Linked DNA regions of Homo sapiens: region 2 is linked to region 1. The links are chromatin contacts, found by Hi-C or POLR2A ChIA-PET in ENCODE. All regions are on one chromosome and are shown on one strand. Each heading gives the region's core, a stretch centred on a gene start or an enhancer-like site at or near the end of the contact. The rest is flanking DNA. Distances are from core to core; before and after follow the strand shown.

Evidence for each region. Hi-C counts contacts between places; a loop is a spot of excess contacts on that map. ChIA-PET counts read pairs that join two places held with the same protein, here RNA polymerase II (POLR2A). Pooled maps may share reads with other maps.
Region 2: a pooled map shows a loop between it and region 1 (6-fold over the local background). The contact joins two enhancer-like sites. A Hi-C loop is called at or near these places in 2 of 50 pooled maps. POLR2A ChIA-PET finds 5 or more read pairs at or near these places in 3 of 52 experiments (A673, PC-9 and activated CD8-positive, alpha-beta memory T cell).

Annotation. Positions count from the first base shown.
Region 1 is chr10:99,778,699-99,781,247 of GRCh38, forward strand. No RefSeq gene overlaps it. Among named protein-coding and RNA genes, the nearest start is that of ABCC2, 2.7 kb to the right of the region's middle. Within about 2 kb of position 1,278, at least 10 of the 41 ENCODE cell types and tissues checked have a DNase peak (open chromatin) inside an H3K27ac peak, as active enhancers do; they include PC-9, where a contact is called at or near this core.
Region 2 is chr10:99,965,165-99,967,713 of GRCh38, forward strand. The region is part of intron 3 of DNMBP (dynamin binding protein); the gene reads right to left. Among named protein-coding and RNA genes, the nearest start is that of DNMBP-AS1, 39 kb to the left of the region's middle. Within about 2 kb of position 1,272, at least 6 of the 41 ENCODE cell types and tissues checked have a DNase peak (open chromatin) inside an H3K27ac peak, as active enhancers do; they include PC-9, where a contact is called at or near this core.

The sequences.
Region 1 (2,549 bases), core at 28-2,527:
GCTGAGGAAAAGTTGGACATAATTTTCATCTTTTCTCCTCTACAAGTAAGGTCTTTTTCCCCGGGCTTCATTCAGAATTTTTTATCTTTGATTTCCTGCAACTTATATATGCATGCCTGGTTGTAGGGCTTTTGTTTGTTTGTTTGGCATTTGTTCTACTTGGTGTTCTCTCAACTTCTGTGATCTGTGATTTGGTGTCTGAAATTAGTATGAGGGAAATTCTCTTTCATTATTGCTTCAAATATTTATTCTGTTCCTTTCTCTGGTTATTCTCTTCCTGCTATTTCCATTACACATATGTTATACCCTTTGTAGTTGTCCCATAGTTCTTGGAGATTCTGTTTATATAGTCTTACTTATTTTTGCAGTTTTGGCAGTTATTTTCAAGTTCAAATATTCTGTTTTCAGCCTTGTTCAGTCTACCAAAAAGCCCATCAAAGGCATTCTTTATTTCTATTACAGTGTTTTTGATCTCTAGTATTTATTTCTTTTTAGTTCTTTCTTAGAATTTAAACTCTCTGCTTACATCGACCCATTTGTTCTTGTATGCTGTCTACTTTATCCATTAGAGCCCTTGGCATTGTGATCATAGTTGTTTTAAATTTCTGGTCTGATAATTCCAACATCCCAGTCATATCTGAGTTTGGTTCTGAGGCTTGCTCTCTGTCTCTTTAAAGCCTTTTTTTTTTCTTTTTTTTTTTTTGCCTTTTAGTATGCCTGGCAATGTTTTCTTCATAGCTGGACAGGATATACGGAGTAAAAGGAAGTGCTGTAACTAGACCTTTAGTAGTGTGGTATACAGTGGGGGAGGGGGAGAGGAAGAGTTCTATAGTTCTGTGAAGAGGTCTCAGTCTTTTAGTAAACCTGTGTCTCTAGACTGAATTTCACAAGTGCTTCTCAGTTCCTATCTGCCCCGATCCCTGTTAGGTGGGACGTGATGGCTAGAGTGGGCTGCAGCTGGGTATTTTCAGTTTTCATGTGGAAGGCTAGAAGAGACTGGAGTTCTTATTTCCCTTCTCCGGCATCATTTAGGCTCCTATAAATCAAGAGCATTAGGCTCTATTTAAACAGTTTTTCCCAAGGGCAGACTTTGTTTAGAAGAGAAGAATAGAGTGTCCAGGTATATTTCAAATGGTTACTTTTCCTATCCCCTCTGCCAGGGACATGGAAGCAGGAGGAGATTTTTCTCTAATAAAAAGAGAACAATATTTGAGAACCTCTTTGAATTCCTATGGGTAAACTCATGAAAGTGTGGAGATCATCCCCTCCTTATGGCTGAGTCACTCTGGAATTTTTCTCTCTCAAACTTATCTACACTGGGCCTCCGGCAATTCAATTACAGTTCAGGTTTTCCTGCCCTAGCCCTGGTTCCTGCTGAGATTTCTTTTCTTTTTTCTTTTTTTTTTTTTTTTTTTTTTTGAGACAGTGTCTCTGTTGCCCAGGCTGGAGTGCAGTGGCGTGATCTCAAGTCACTGCAAGCTCCGCTTCCCGGGTTCACGCCATTCTCCTGCCTCAGCATCTCCGAGTAGCTGGGACTACAGGCGCCCGGCACCACGCCCGGCCAATTTTTTGTATTTTTAGTAGAGACAGGGTTTCACTGTGGTCTCGATCTCCTGACCTCGTGATCCGCCCGCCTCGGCCTCCCAAAGTGCTGGGATTACAAGCGTGAGCCACCGCGCCCGGCCCCTGCTGAGATTTCTGCGCCAGTAAATTGTGATTTTTGATATTCTCTTGTTTATCTCTTCAGTTTGCCCTGTAACCTTATCTCTCTACAGATCTAAGAAGAGTTATTGATTTTTCTATTTGTTCAGATTTTTAGTTATTGTTAGGAAAGATTCATGACTTCCTGGCTCCTTACTTGCTTTTCTCATTCAATATTCCCTATGAGTACATATTTTATACTTTAAGCAACTTGTTTTGATGAACATTTAGATTCTCCACCCTCTCTTTTTTTGATTACTTAGAACGTTTAGGCCAGACACGATGGCTCATGCCTGTAATCCCAGCAGTTTGGGAGGCCGAGGCGAATGGATCGCTTGAGCCCAGGAGTTTGAGGCTCTACAAAAAAATTAAAAAAAGAAAATTAGGTGTTAATCCTTGACCTTATATTTCTCAAAGTTTTACCAAGAGTTCCCCCGGACTCCGAGTCCTACCACCAGTGCCAAGAGAAGTATGCAGCCTAAAGGTGCACCCTGCCCCAAGTGAGATCTCTTAGTTCCACAGCTGACCTTTCCTGGCTCTTCTGGTGAGTGGTATGGAAAATGATGGAGAAACTGCCATATGTTTTCATAATGGTCAGACCAATTTACATTTCCATCAACAGTATACTAGGGTTCCCTTTTCTCCACACCCTTGCCAGCACTTATCTTGTTGTTTTTTTTTTTTTTTTGTAATAGCCATCCTAATAGGTATGAGGTGGTATCTAACTGTGGTTTTGATTTGTGTTTTCCAGATGACTTGTGAAGTTGATTCAGTTGTCATATACCTGTTGGCCATTTATATGTCTTCTTTGGAAAAGTGTCTGTTCAAGTCCTTTGCCCACTTTTTAA
Region 2 (2,549 bases), core at 22-2,521, 190 kb after region 1:
GTACAACCTCATCTAATCCTCACAATCACCCTGAGGTAGGTATTATATTATTATCCTCATTTTGTAGATAAGAAAACTGAGGCTGAGAGACTTAAGTAACTAGTCCAAGGTCACAGCTATTAAGTGGTGGACTTGGATTTAAACTTAGGCCTGTCAGAATTCTTATCCCCTAAGCTATACTGCCTGCTCTAAATACATATAGACATCTATAAATTACACATATATTTTTTCTCTTATTAATCCTAATGATACTTCTTAAAGGTAAGTAAGTAACAGTGAACTAAAAAGGCACGTGGTAAAACACAACAGATCTCAAACATTATCTCACATACTTTTTTTTTTTTTTTTTTGAGATGGAGTTTCGCTCTTGTTGCCCAGGCTGGACTGCAGTGGCGCAATCTTGGCTCTCTGCAACCTCCACCTCCCGGGTTCAAGCAATTCTCCTGCCTCAGCCTCCCAAGTAGCTGCAATTACAGGTATGCACCATCATGCCCAGCTAATTTTGTATTTTTAGTAAAGATGGGGTTTCACCATGTTGGCCAGGCTGGTCTCGAACTCCTTACCTCAGGTGATCCACCCGCCTAGGCCTCCCAAAGTGCTGGGATTACAGGCTTGAGCTACCATGCCTGGCCCCACATACTCTTAAGGTTTCCAAATCCCCTCCTGACCTATTCCATCATCAACATTTCATTTACAGACACACTGATCTAATGGAAAAAGTGATTTTCAGTCTAGGAAGTTGAAGCGCCATCCCAAGCACTAGACTTAAAAAACAGGAAACCTAGATGCAAGTCTGATAAACTTGCATATCTGGCATAAAACAATACTTTCATTTTTTAGTGATTTTGTTTCCCACCAGTAAATACCTGTTGATGTGACTTGTCACGTATACAAAAAGAGAAATTAAAATCATTTGTGCACAAGCTAAGTTTCCCAGAAAAAGGCAAATTGCATAGGTATAACTAACTTCTCCATCCTCCAAGCCTTGTGTTTCCAAATTAAAAGACAGAGCTAAAAAAAAAACGTGAAAGGCATAGAAGGAAAGCTGACTGGTCAGTGTGTTTACTGGCAGTAGATTATCACAGAGAGGAGAACAAGATAAAACCATGGATAATTAGTACATCTCATTCTAGTCTCTCTTTCCCAGTGTATCCCCCTGCCCACATCCTCTTCCTTTGGATTCCACTTACATCTTTAAGCTTATTAGGCTTAACTGGTTAAAAGGTAGTCAAGATAAAATCTAGATTCCAGGTCCTGGCCTGACCTTGAGTCAGTCTTCAGACAGGTGACTCACGATGCCAGATTCTTTCTGAGAATCTCTCGGATGGCATGCTTCCTAAGAAAAGTTCATGCTACCCACATCCTCTGAACAGCTCAGCGGAAGCCACTGTACTCTTGTCCTTTCTCCATTCCATCAGATATGGACTACAGACTCCACTGGGAGAGCTATGAGTAAGGACAGATAAGGTCCCTGCTATAATCTCTTAATCTATTTCTGTCTACCTTCCCAACACTGATTAACAAGAAAGCATAGAGCTGAAGTAGAGACTGAGTATAAAGTGAAGTGTAAGAAACTCTCAAAACAACAGAGCGTGGTGGCGTTTTCTCTCGTTAATACGTTTTGTTTTTTTTTTGAAACAAGGTCTTGTTCTGTTGCCCAAGCTGGAGTGTAGTGGCGTAAACACAGCTCACTGCAGCCTCAACCTCCTGGGCTCAGGCTCCTGCCTCAGTTTCCTGAGTAGCTGGGACCACAGGCATATACCACTGGTATGCACCACCATGCCTGGCTAATTTAATTTTTTTTTTTTTTTTTGTAGAGACAGCGTCCTGCCATGTTGCCCAGGCTGATCTCAAACTCTTGGGCTCAAGGGATACTCTTGCCTTTGGCCTCCCAAAATGCTAGGATTACAGGCATGAGCCACTATACCCAGCCTCTTATCAATCCTAATGATACTTCTTAAAGTTAAGTAAGGTCTGTAATCCCAGCTACTCGGGAGACTGAGGTGGTAGCATCACTTGAGGCTAGGAGTTTCAGACCAGCCTGGGCAACAACGTGAGACCCTGTGTCTTAAAAAATAAAATAAAATTTGTATAATAAAAAATAAATAATCGCAGCACTTTGGGAGGCCAAGGTGGGCAGATCACAAGATCAGGAGTTCAAGACCAGCCTGACCAAGATGGTGAAACCCCATCTCTACTAAAAATACAAAAATTAGCTGGGTGTGGTGGCAGGTGCCTGTAGTCCCAGCTACTCAGGAGGCTGAGGAAGGAGAATCGCTTGAACCTGGGAGGCGGAGGTTGCAGTGAGCCGAGATCATGCCACTGCACTCCAGCCTCGACAGAATGAGACTCCGTCTCAAAAAACAAACAAATAAATAAATAAACAAAATAAAACAAAATCTAAAAATAAAGAAATTCTCAAAATAGATTTTGAGGATTAAGGTCAAAATCCATTATTCCATTCTTATCACTAAGGGTTAGAGAAGTTTGATAGGTTTTTCTGGGTGTGTGTGTGTGTGTGTGTGTGTGTGTGTGGGTATGTGTGTACA